3 separate regions of the Homo sapiens genome follow, and regions 1 and 2 are each linked to region 3. The links are chromatin contacts, found by Hi-C or POLR2A ChIA-PET in ENCODE. All regions are on one chromosome and are shown on one strand. Each heading gives the region's core, a stretch centred on a gene start or an enhancer-like site at or near the end of the contact. The rest is flanking DNA. Distances are from core to core; before and after follow the strand shown.

Evidence for each region. Hi-C counts contacts between places; a loop is a spot of excess contacts on that map. ChIA-PET counts read pairs that join two places held with the same protein, here RNA polymerase II (POLR2A). Pooled maps may share reads with other maps.
Region 1: a map of IMR-90 shows a loop between it and region 3 (10-fold over the local background). The contact joins the promoter of UPF3B here to the promoter of SEPTIN6 in region 3. A Hi-C loop is called at or near these places in 1 of 168 maps with a recorded cell type or tissue (IMR-90), 4 of 37 single-sample maps with no recorded cell type and 9 of 50 pooled maps. POLR2A ChIA-PET finds 5 or more read pairs at or near these places in 8 of 52 experiments (CD4-positive, alpha-beta T cell, CD8-positive, alpha-beta T cell, H1 and 4 more).
Region 2: a loop to region 3 is called in a map of mammary epithelial cell, with 8 times the contacts of the local background. The contact joins the promoter of NKAP here to the promoter of SEPTIN6 in region 3. A Hi-C loop is called at or near these places in 1 of 168 maps with a recorded cell type or tissue (mammary epithelial cell), 2 of 37 single-sample maps with no recorded cell type and 11 of 50 pooled maps. POLR2A ChIA-PET finds 5 or more read pairs at or near these places in 4 of 52 experiments (Caco-2, activated CD4-positive, alpha-beta T cell, activated naive CD4-positive, alpha-beta T cell and 1 more).

Annotation. Positions count from the first base shown.
Region 1 is chrX:119,851,713-119,855,795 of GRCh38, reverse strand. UPF3B (UPF3B regulator of nonsense mediated mRNA decay) reads left to right here and starts at 2,833. Exons shown (of 11, transcript NM_080632.3): 1 at 2,833-3,023; 2 at 3,923-4,029. The coding sequence starts at 2,868. RefSeq lists an enhancer at 2,799-2,858.
Region 2 is chrX:119,940,955-119,945,331 of GRCh38, reverse strand. It overlaps NKAP (NFKB activating protein), which reads left to right and starts at 1,581. Exons shown (of 9, transcript NM_024528.4): 1 at 1,581-2,112. The coding sequence starts at 1,727. RefSeq lists an enhancer at 1,344-1,844.
Region 3 is chrX:119,690,515-119,694,492 of GRCh38, reverse strand. SEPTIN6 (septin 6) reads left to right here and starts at 1,325. Exons shown (of 11, transcript NM_145799.4): 1 at 1,325-1,417. The coding sequence starts at 1,388. RefSeq lists silencers at 1,082-1,131, 1,642-1,771 and enhancers at 1,312-1,441, 2,262-2,311.

The DNA.
Region 1 (4,083 bases), core at 1,584-4,083, 160 kb before region 3:
AGGGTCAGAGAGAGATGCTTGAAGACGAAGGGTTCATAAGCCAAGGAATATGGGCCGCCTCAAGAATCTGAAAAAGACAAGGAAATCTATTATCTCCTAGAGCCTCCAGGAAGGAACTCAGTCCTGCCAACACCTTGATTTTAGCCCAGTGAGACCCATATTGGACTGTTTGTTTATTTATTATTACTATATTTTTTTGCCCCCTCACAGGACAAAGCTAAAACCTTGTTGGACTTTTAACCTACAGAACTGTAAGATAATACACTTGCATTATTTAAACCCACTAAATTTGTGGTAATGTTACAGCAGGAATAGGAGGCTAATACAGTTGGTGTGGGGGAAGATCAAGTGTTCAGTTTTGGATGCATTCGGTGGCTGAACACGTTAGACGTCTTAAGTGGAGATGTTCAATAGGCAGTTGGATACATGACTCTGGAAATCATCAGGGAGGTATGGGCTGGAGATGTAAATTCTTTTTTTGTTTTGTTTTGGTTTTGAGACGGAGTCTCGCTCTGTCGCCCAGACTGGAGTGCACTGGCACAATCTCGGCTCACTGCAACCTCGACCTCCTGGGTTCAAGCGAATCACCTGCCTCAGCCTCCTGAGTAGCTGGGATTATAGCTGCCTGCCACCACGCCCGGCTAATTTTTTTGTATTTTTAGTAGAGACGGGATGTCACATGTTGGCCAGGCTGGTCTCGAACTCCCGACCTCAGGTGATCCACCCGCCTCGGCCTCCCAAAGTGCTGAGATTACAGCTGTGAGCCACCACGCCCGGCCTGGACATGTAAATTCTAGAGTAGAGTTGTCAGCAAAGACAGAAAAGCCAAAAGAATGAATGAGATTAATAAAGGAGTGAGTGTACATAGAAAAGAGGTCTAAGGACTGAGCCCTGGGACACTTTATTCTGGCAACTGACAAACAGCTGGTGGTTTAAAGCTAGTGAGGACACCAAAACAGAGGCATACACTACCAACATGCAAGTGCAGAGCTAAGCAGTAGGTCAGAGGCAGATGCATAAACAAGGCTCATAAGAACGGCCAGGTACTGAAAGCAAGAGTAACAGATGTCAAATACAGGGAAACCGTTTTAGCCACAGGAATAGGAATCCAAGAATAGGCTGGACAATTGGAGTGAGAAAATTTAAGTGCAGAGTCAGGGGAATATATTCTAGAGGTCGGCAAAAATGGGAGTTGGCCCTTAGGCAGCTTTCTGCCTTGGGCTCCTATTGCATCTTTAATTTGGTTTCTGTCCTCTATGGGTGTCTGTGTCTCTCTCTCTTTTTGAGATGGAGTCTCACTCTGTCACCCAGGTTGGAGTGCGGTGGCACAACCTCGGCTCACTGCAACCTCCGCCTCCCAGGTTCAAGTGACTCTCCTGCCTCAGCCTCCCAAATAGCTGGGACTACAGGCGCCTGCCACCATGCCCAGATAATTTTTGTATTTTAGTAGAGACAGGGTTTCACCAAGTTGGCCAGGCTGGTGTCGAACTCCTGATCTCAGGTGATCCGCCGGCCTCGGCCTCTCAAAGTGCTGGGATTACAGGAATGTGCCACCACGCCCTGCTAATTTTTTTTGTTTTTAGTAGAGACAGGGTTTCGCCAAGTTAGCCAGGCTGGTCTCGAACTCCTGACCTCAGGTGATCCACCCACCTTGGCCTCCTAAAGTGCTGGGATTACAGGCGTGAGCCACCACGCCTGGCCGACTGATCTGCTTTCTATCACTGTGGTTTTATTTTTCTAAAATTTCATATAAATGGAATTGTACAACATGTACTCTGTGTCTAGATTCTGTCACTCAACATAATCACTGTTAGATTCACATTTGGATTGTTTCCAGTTTGGAGTTATTATAAATAATGTAAAATTGGCCCTTTTTAAGTGAAGATGGTGATCGCAACTAAATCAAGTTGGGTTTTATTTTTATTCCCCTCCCTGTGGGACATCAGTACCTGGGGAGAAGGATCCTTTTGCTAAAATAAGGTGATGAAAACAAATCTTGTATATTTTAGTCATATTACTCCTTTAAATATCAGTATCTTGTGTTTATTTATTATTATCCTTCTTTTTTATATACAGGGTCTCGCTCTGTCGCCCAAGCTGGAGTGCAGCGGCGCGATCATGGCTCACTGCAGCCTCGAATTCCTGGGCTCAAGATCCTCTCTTCTCAACCTTCCCGAGCAGCTGGGACTACAGGCGTGCGCCACTGAACTCGGCTAATATTGTAGTATTTACTAAGTATCTGTAAATCCTAATCAATATAAGGAAAATAAAGTTTTTTAAATGTTAGGCTTTTTCTTTTAGTTGTAGGAAAATAAATGCTAAAGCCTCTGAATTCAATGATAAAAAATACAAGTCGCTCCCCTAGTGAGGCAAAATTTGGACGGCATTGAGTTTATCTGATGGAAACTAAGCGTGAAGAACCTATCTTTCGACCTGGAAAACTCTGAAGATGAAAGGATTCGATTTACTCACAAACAGGGACCCTGAGATAGCTCTGGCCCCTGAACGCCCAACAAAAGCGGGTAGCTGCTTTGTATGCCGGGATTTGTAGTCCCCGACAGAGTCACTTCAAGATGGCGGAATTGCTAATGACGCGCGAAGGGGCGGGCCCCGAGGGAGTCTGGGCCGCGAGGGGATTGGGTGGCGCAGGAACTTGGCGGGCGGGAAGTAAAAACCAGGTGTTAAAACCTTTGCACTGGGAAAGGCCCAAGTCTCGCGAGAGCTTGGCAGGACCCAATGGAACGTGGGGCCCGACTTATCACAAGGGGCATTTGTTGGGGGCGGAGCTTTGACGGGAGCTTCCCGGGAGCCGTTTGTGCCCGGGGTAACCCCGTTCCGGCCAAGCCGCTTCAGCGGGGGACGTAGCCATGAAGGAAGAGAAGGAGCACAGGCCTAAGGAGAAGCGAGTAACCCTGTTAACCCCCGCCGGGGCCACAGGCAGCGGTGGTGGGACCTCGGGGGACAGCTCCAAGGGGGAAGATAAGCAGGATCGCAACAAGGAGAAGAAAGAAGCGCTGAGCAAGGTGCCCGGTCGGCCGCTGGCCCGGGAGAGGGCGGGACGAGTCCGCAGCGCGGGGAGGATGGCTGGGAATGGGGCTGCCCCCTTTCTTTCTCAGGTTCTCCTTCTATCTCTTCGCCTGAATGGAAGTCGCATCATCCTGGTTCATCCATTCACCCGAAATGGGGAGAGCCCCTCCCGGCCAAATCCTGGGTGGGGGTGAGGAAAAGAGGGGACTCCCCAAACGGGAAGGGTTTAGGTCAGAGCTGTGAGATGATAATGGGAGGGAAGAGCGACGGTATAAAGAATGAGGAACTAAAGGTGTAATTGGGGAGAAATATTAAATAGTGAAGGAGACATGAGGGATGGGAATATTATTCATGGAGGCGAGTTGGGGGAGAGTGCAGGGTGATTAATGGTACAGGAGGGTAGATCGAGAGCATCCTATTTTGAGAGCAATGGGTAGATTTTTTGTATTCGTTAGAGTTTTGAATTCTTAAGTTCAATGGGCAAGGATTTTGTTTTAAGATGTGTTGGACGTGGGAGAAACTTGTTGCTAAATCAAGATTTCGTGGCACCCACAAAGACCAGCGTTGGCTTACTAAGTTATTGCCACTAGATCTGTTAAAAAATGGGTGATCGAAAATGATGCACAAACCTGGTAAACTGCAGGGCTGCTGTAAAGAGCAAAACCTGCGATTTTTCCTTGCTCCAGGTGGTTCTCATTTCCAAGGGTTTTTTTAAACCGCGTTACTATTATGTTTGACTAATTCTGAGCATTGGGCTGCAGAAGAATATTTTCTCCTGGGTTTTTACAAGTGATCTCATATTTTAAAGCCCAGCCTTCTTCAGGAACTGTGATTCTTTCAGGTATGACAGAAAACTGATTTGTACTAATTTTATTTTCCTTATGCATTTCTTAAGGTGGTAATTCGAAGATTACCTCCCACTTTGACCAAGGAGCAGCTTCAGGAACATCTTCAACCTATGCCTGAGCATGATTATTTTGAGTTTTTTTCTAATGATACGAGGTAAAAAAAAAAAAAAAAGGAAAGGGGTAAATGAAAAAGGTTTCTTTCATTCTT
Region 2 (4,377 bases), core at 332-2,831, 250 kb before region 3:
ACAGGTGTAAGTCACCATGCCCAGCCCCAAATTCAATGTTTGATATTGACAGCATGGTAGAGTGAGAGTACACTATTTTTTTTTGGAAACACAGTCTCACTCTGTTGCCCAGGCTGGAGTGCAGTGGTGCAATCTCACTCTCGGCTCACTGCAACCTCAGCCTCCCGGGTTCAAGCGATTCTCGTGCCTCAGCCACCCTAGTAGCTGAGATTACAGGCACGTGCCACCAGGCCCAGCTAATTTTTGTATTTTTAGTGGAGACAGGGTTTCGCCATGTTGGCCAGGCTGGTCTCAAACTCCTGACCTCAAGTGATCCACCCGCCTCTGCCTCCCAAAGTGCTGGGATTACAGACGTGAGCCACCATACCAGGCCGAGAGTACACTTAACAAAAATGTATTGTGCTCAGATAATGGACACCTTAAATACCCTGACGTCATCACTACACATTATATACATGTAACAAAATTTCACATGTATCCCATAGATTTGTACAAATTTAAAAAATAATAAAAAATTAGCTGTGCATGATGGCACATGTCTGTAATCCCAGCTACTCAGGAGGCTGAGGCAGGAGAATCACTTGAACCTGGGAGGCGGAGGTTGCAGTGAGCCAGGATAGCCACTGCACTCCAGCCTGGATGACAGAGGGAGCCCTTGTCTCAAAAATAAAAAAATAAAAAATAAAATGACACTTTTTGGGGAAAAAAATACAAGCCAGACGCAGTGGCTCACACCTATAATCCTAGCACTTTGGGAGGCCGAGGCTGGCGGATCGCTTGAGCCCAGGAGTTCAAGACCACCTGGGCAACAAGGTGAAACCCTGTTTCCCCCGACCCCCCTCAAAAAAAAAACTACCCAGGCTTGGTGTCGCATGCGCCTGTAATCCCAGCTATTCAGGAGGCTGAGGTGGGAGGATAGCTTGAGCCCGGGGAGGCGGAGGTTTGCAGGGAGCTGAGATCTTGCCACTGTACTCCATCCTGGGCGACAGAGTGAGCAGAGTGAGTTCCAGTCTCAAAAAAAAAAAACCTCCTTTTGCTGGGGCATATTGGTGGAGACGGTGGCTAGGGGATAAGTATGCAGTTTTTCTCTAGGCGGGAAACTTAATTGAAGTTTATCAGGCGCGAGTCATTAACAAAATTTGCGCCCTCTAAGCTAACACGGCAATATGGGGCTTAGACACCATAGCTAATCCCCAGTCGCGAAAAACCCTCCCGATTTGCTTGGGATTGGAAAGAAAAAGAAAATACACATTCATACTTTCATACATGACATACACACACACACACACATTTATATATAAATACACACAGAAAGCACAGGAAACACAAGCAGAATTAACTGTCTTGTTCATACGGCCACTCAGTGAAATGTATACTGTATATTGTGTTTGAAATATATACTTCCCTTCAAGTGTTTCAAGTTCAAGGCTGAGAAAGAACTTGGTCTCTTGCTTAGACTTGAGGAGCCTCACTCGGAACTGGAAGGATGCACGCAATCTAGTTGCCCCACCGGCTTATTTATATTGATGCACACATCGCTTCCTGTCGGTGACGACCGCCTAGATCCGGGGAAGGGTTTTGCAGAAGTACCCAGAACTGTGTCCAAGGTTTCCTCAGATTTGGGCTGTTCCGCAGCGGCAGGTCCCGGGAACCAAGGCAACAGACATCTTCCTAGGCTCGCGAGAGCGCCCCCTTGTCCCACGGCTGCTGGGGCCCCCCAGTAGCCATGGCTCCGGTGTCCGGCTCACGCAGCCCGGATAGGGAGGCCTCGGGCTCGGGGGGAAGACGTCGCAGTTCGTCGAAGAGTCCGAAGCCCAGCAAATCTGCCCGCTCCCCGCGGGGCCGCCGCTCTCGCTCGCACTCTTGCTCTCGGTCCGGGGACCGGAATGGACTCACCCATCAGCTGGGTGGCCTCAGCCAAGGCTCCCGAAACCAGTCCTACCGCTCACGCTCGCGGTCGCGTTCTAGAGAGCGGCCCTCTGCGCCCCGGGGCATCCCCTTCGCTTCTGCCTCCTCGTCAGTCTATTACGGCAGCTACTCGCGCCCCTACGGGAGCGACAAGCCTTGGCCTAGCCTCCTCGACAAGGAGAGGGAGGAGAGCCTGCGGCAGAAGTGAGTGAGACGGCCGCACTTTCTCTTGTACGAGCCTACGTGCCTTTGGAGTCCGATCTATCATTCATTCCGCTTCTGACTATTCGCATTTCGCTCACTCTGCTTGCCTTGCGCCCATTTTCATCCCTTTCTTTAATCCACCCACGACAACCCTTTATTCGTCCTTTTCATTTTCCCTTACCCTCAGGCCCCTTCATATAGTGCCCTGGTCTCCCGCTACCCCCTTCCGCCTCCTGTCTTGTTAGCGAATATTGCCGAGAGTTCAGACCTACCAGAACTGTAGCATTTACCTGGTTGTGTCATTATCATTCGTGAATATATTTGTATTCCCCACTAGACTGAGCTCATGGAAAGGAGGAGCCAGTGAACGGAGGAGAATTCTGATCACAGAATTCTAAGTGCCTGGTACTTTATAGGCGCTCAACCATTGCTTGTTGAATGAAGGAACTTACAGGTCTGAGATAACAGGATATTTATGTAGAAACGTTTTGTGGGGAATTAGGAAGGAATGAAATCAAGGGTTTAAGTTGGAGAGGAAATAAACCTTCCCCTCAGACAAGACGATTAGATGCATGTAGGAAAAGTGATCTGATAAGCTATAGATGACCCCACTTTGAGGAAGGTCTTGTTAAGTGGTCTCAGTCTTGACCTCGAAAAATGACGCCAGGATGAGACTAGATCTCTAATCAAAGTGAGTATTGGAGTGGAAAAATGCATAGCTTGGGGATTGTTTTGTTTTGTTTTTGAGACAGGGTCTAGCTCTGTCGCCCAGGTTGGAGTGCAGTGGTGCAATCTTGGCTCACTGCAGCCTCCACCTTCTTGGGCTCAAGTGATCCTCCCACCTCAGCCTCCCTCATAGCTGGGACTATAGGTGCGCACCACCACACCCGGCTTATTTTCGTATTTTTTGGTAGAGACAGGGTTTCACCATGTTGCCCAGGCTGGTATCGAATTTCTGGGCTCAAGTGATCCTCCCACGTTGGCCTCCGGAAGTGCTGAGATTACAGGTATGACCCCACATGCCCTGCCGAGCCTGTCCTTTTCATCACTATACTTTATTACCTCCCACTGCCGGAAGAAAAAGACTCAAGACATCTCCCAACTGTTGGAACTTTAACCTACCTCTCAATGCCTGTAATATTTCTAAGTTTCTCATTTTTTTAAACATATAAGTGCACGTAAATAACTTAGTACAGTGCCTGACACATAATTTAACAATAAACAAGATATTAAGACTTACACAGCAATAATTATGAGCCTTTTCCTTTCTCCTTAAAACTATGCATTTTTTGGCTGGGCACAGAGGCTCATGCCTGTAATCCCAACACTTTAGGAGGCCAAGGCAGGAGGATCACTTGAATCCAGGAGTTCAAGACCAGCCTAGGCAATATAGGGATACCCTGTCTCTACAAAAAGTGTTTTAAAAATCAGCTGGGCGTGGTGGCATGTGCTTGTAATTTCAGGTACTGGGGATGCTGAAGTGGGAGGATCACTTGAGCTGGAGAGGTCAAGGCTGCCATGAGCCATGATCTCACCACTGCACTCCAGCTTGGGTGACAGAGGGAGATGCTGTCTCAAAAACAAACAAACAAAAAAAAACAAAGAGAAGAACAGGAAGAAAGAAAGGAAAAGGACAAACTCCAGAATCAGACTGAGTATGAAGCCTTTATTTGCCACTTAATAGCTGTGTGACCTTGGTCAAGTTACTTAACCTCTCTGGGCTCCATTTCTTCATCATTAAAAGGGGGATAAAATAAGTACTATGGATTAAAAAGGGGATAAAATAAGTACTAGGGATTTGGGGATTGTAATAATTAAGTGGCTGGAACATAACTATTCCATAAGTGTTAGCTATTAATGTTTCATGCATGGGAGCAAAAACAGTAAAAACAGTCCTGAGTTAGGTTGGAGACCCATCTCTCCAAGTTACATTTTTCAGAAACATACCCACAGGCTATGTCAGTCAAAAAGTAAATAGTTTCTTCTTGGAGAATCCTCACCAAAAGATGTCAGAAGTGCTTGGATGAAACTTGCATATGTACATTTAGAAAATAAATAATTTATCTTTTTTTTTTTTTTTGAGATGGAGTCTCACTCTGTCTCCCAGGCTGGAATGCAGTGGTGCAGTCTCGGCTCACTGCAGCCTCCACCTCCTGGGTTCAAGTGGTTCTTCTGCCTCAATCTCCTGAATAGCTGGGATTACAGGTATGCACCACCACACCCAGCTAATTTTTGTGTTTTTAGTAGAGACGGGGTTTCGCCATG
Region 3 (3,978 bases), core at 76-2,575:
CTCCATAGCCTTGTCATCCCCTCCCCCATCTGGGGTCCCTCTGGCGGGCCCAGGTCTCTCTCCCACACCAGGGAACCTGCCCTTTTGAGGAGTGGAATGTACTGTCCCTCCCGCTGGGGCCTCGGGCATGCCAAATCTGCCAGCGTGCTCCAGTGACAGGGAGCTAGCAAGAGGCCAGTCCCAAGAGAGAGGGGAGGGCGCCAAGGCCGGAGAAGTGGAGAGGTGCCCACGAGAGAGGACCCGCGGAGGTGGGCCACGGGGATAAGGAGGGCGGGCGGGCGCACCCCTGCCTTCGGAAGTTCTCTCCTCTGCGCCCTATTGGCCGCCTTGTCCCGGGCTGAATGAGGGTCAAGGAGAAATCAGGGGGCGGGACAGAGTGACTGGAGGCCGCTCCCCGTCACCCGCCCCTCCATTTCGCTCCATAGAGCTGAGAACCTTCATCTCCAGCCCTTCCTCTGGTACTAGAAGGGGTGGGTGGTCTTGCTGAGCGTCTAGGGCTGGGTCGGAGAGAGGAGGCGTGGGTTCCGTCTGTACTAGGTACCCAAAGGTGGTGAGCTTGGCTCCACGAAATTACAGCCCACAGCACCCAAGGCTTGGAAACCCCAGGGCAGAAGCAGCGTCTCAAGACCTCTAGCCTCGGACCCCACATGCCACAGCTCAGCTCAGTTGCCGGGCTGCAGTGCGGCTCCCCCCACGGGCCCCCTTTCTAAGCTCTACTGTGGAGCGGCAGGTGCCGCAGGCCTCCCCGGTACCTCGGCCGCAGCTGCGCTCCCGGGCCATGGAGGGAGGGAGACACGACAGTGGGGCATCGAGACTCCAGCGGCCAAGGCGCACCCATCTAAGCACCTTGGGATCTCGGTGGAAAGGAAGGGGGGTAACGGGGGCCGGGAGGAGAACTGCAGAGCTCGGCCGCTGAGCAGAGTATGGGAGGGGGGAGGGGCGGGGGCTCCCTTCCAGCCTTCGGGGTCTGGGGACTTAGGGATGTAAAGGAGAGCAGGGGGGTGTGACAATTCAGCAGAGGTCGGGACGTACCACGGAGCCAAGTGGCGGGGGGGGCAGAGGACGTGGTCACCGAGGGGAGCCCCCGCCCCCCTTCGTAGAAGCCTATGGCTGGGGTTGCAGGAAGAACTGGAACTGGTCTGGCCATAGGGGGAAGCGGCGCGTTAAATCCGCCCCCTCTCCATACCCTACTTTCAAGGGGTGGGCGGTAGAGGGGAGGTTGGGGTTGGAGCAGCGGCGAGGGGGCCCCTCCCTTGCACCTCCCCCCACCGGACTTGGTCGCGCCCGAAGTGTAACACTTTCTCTTTGTCGGAGGAGCTCCTCTGTTTCCTGTGCAGTAGCTCCCGTTGCGGCGGCACCCGTGGCAGCCCTGGCGGACGCAGGAGCGATGGCAGCGACCGATATAGCTCGCCAGGTGGTAAGTGCAGAGCTTGGGTGCCAGGGCCGGGGCCGAGGGCCTGGTGAGGGTCAAGGAGACCTGGCCGCCGCCGCCACATCGCGAGGAGGGCAGTGGGCAGCATCCAGGAGCCAAGGGCACGGTGGGACTTCTGCTCCCGGGGTCAGCAGCTCAGTCCCTCAGCCTGTCCCGGAAAACGGTGGTGGCGCGCGGGGGGCGGGGGGCGGCAGGGGGGCAGGCAAAACCTGCGGGCCGGCGGCTGAACTTGCATTGCCCAAGAGCCGCAGTGAGCGCCACCGCCTCCCTCGCTGCAGCTGCGGCCCCACGGCTGGGGCGTTGCCGAATGAATGGCCGTAGGAGCCGCCGAGCCCTCCGGGTCCCTGGCACCCTGGCCTTGCCGCGCCCCTGCGCACGGCTGCCCGTTGTGACCCGGGACCGCACAGGCAAAGAGGCGCGGGGCTGGGGTTAGCCTGGGGCAGAAGGCGGTGAGTGGCGAGGGGGGCGGGGAGGTGACTGGCTGGGATAGGGTTTCTCTATATGCATTACATATGTGACTGCGTCTGTGTGTGTATCGGTGTGCGCGTATGTGTGCACGCGCGCGCGCTCGTGTCTTCCCGGGCGGGCGGCGGCGGCGCCGGGGTTCTGTCTGTGACCCAAAGAAGTCCGCGTGTTTCTCTGAGTGTGCTCACCTCTGTGGTGTGTGTCCGAACGCCTCTCTGTCTGCTTGTGCTGTGTGCCTCTGGGTCTCATTTGTGCGTCAGTGTGGGGTGCAGTTGGCTGGCCTGTAGGTGGCTGGCTGCGTATTTTGGCATGTTTTGGAGCGGGCCTCTGAGGATCTGTCTCGGGTGCATGTTCAGTGTAACTGGGCTTGTGTGCCAAAACCTGTGGAGCTGGCTTCTTTCTATGGAGACTCAGGAAAATAAGTGTGAGACTCGCAAAAGCGGTGCCGTCTCTTTTTTTGTTGGCGACCGACTCTGGGAAAAAAAAAATCTTCATTTAAAGAACTGAAGTTTTCCAGCCTGGGATGTGCAGAGAAACCATGTTGAAGTGACCTGAGGCTCCATGTTTGTTTTTTAAACCAGAAGTTTGGTTGCAAAGGGCGATGAATTCCATTTGGGGGGGACACCCTAGCTATTCTATTCATCCATGGGTATCTGGGACTTTAATAAGCCCACCAGCACCCCGAGGTGAGGAAGGAGTGGGAGACAGAGGTAGGTCAAATCCCATGACACCACATACTACTTGACGAAAATCTCTGAACCACATAAAAATGTTTTTCAACCTTGTAGCTTACTTATTTAGGAAAATAGTTCATGCAATGCAACTACAGTACAAAAAAAAAGCCTCTAGGTATTTGGTGTAATTGAAATTGATTTTACAAAATCTGAAGCCAGAATCTGATAATATTTTCTCTACAGAATATGTATTAATGTCTCTTTTGTCCCTGTTTGGAAGGGCAGGATCATTTCTTCGGAACCTCCTCCACCCCCTGCACACCCTAGCACAGAGCACTTTATGCAGTCATGTTGTGGAAGGACCAGGAGTAGACAGGGGACATTCTCTGTGATGATGCAATTTGAGAGAATTTTCTTCCCCCAAGATTGGCACTCTCGTTGTTTATTGCTTTAGTGTTTTGAGGGCTCCCTCTTTTCTGCTGTGGCTTTTCTGCTCCTGGTTACCTGCATTTCAGAGATGGTATAGCTGAAGTAGAGGAATTAATCTCTGGGATTACACTAGCTCCATCCAAAAATGACGCTAATGATTTTTCATGTCAGCTAATGAATTTGCATCGACCTGTCCTCCATACTCTCACCAGTTTCTCTTGCCTGGATTAGGATTGCAGGGCAGATGTTGCAATGGGGAACATTCCAGAAGGTTGTGTGTGTTTCACCTCAGGCACAACTCAGGCAACCTAGAGATGCCCTTTGTTCTGCAGATGGGGGTGAGGGGGTGCTTTAGGGCCACTTGGTTTGCTTTGCATGGCTCCAGTTTGCTCTGGCTGGCCTTGCCATACTGTATGATGAAGAACATAATTGTACGCCAGATTCTGAAGCTGAAAGAGCAGCCTAAGCACTCGAGACCTTGTTATCGTGATAAATGGGTTTCTGGGAAAACTGACGTCACTCTCCATGCCCCCCTCCCCCAGCCAGTGAAGCTCCTGTTTATGTGTCATTTGTCTCTCTGTTCTCCTTTGTGTCTGCAATAAGTTGTAATTCACCAGGGAAGACGGAGTTAACTCAGGAGACCTTGGACATCTGGTTGCTGCTTGTTTCCTCCAAGGAACATGTATTCAGGGTTTGGGAACAGAAGACTAGAGAATAAACCTAAGTGTGGCTAGCTTAGGAATTCTTTTTTTTTTTTTTTTTTTTTTTTGAGACGGAGTCTTGCTCTGTTGCCCAGGCTGGAGTGCAAGTGGCATGATCTCGGCTCACTGCAACCTCAGCCTCCCAGGTTCAAGCGATTCTCCTGCCTCAGCCTCCCGAGTAGCTGGGATTACAGGCACCCGCCACCACACCTGGCTAGTTTTGATATTTTTAGTAGAGGGGGGTTTTCACCATGTTGGCCAGGCTGGTCTCGAACTC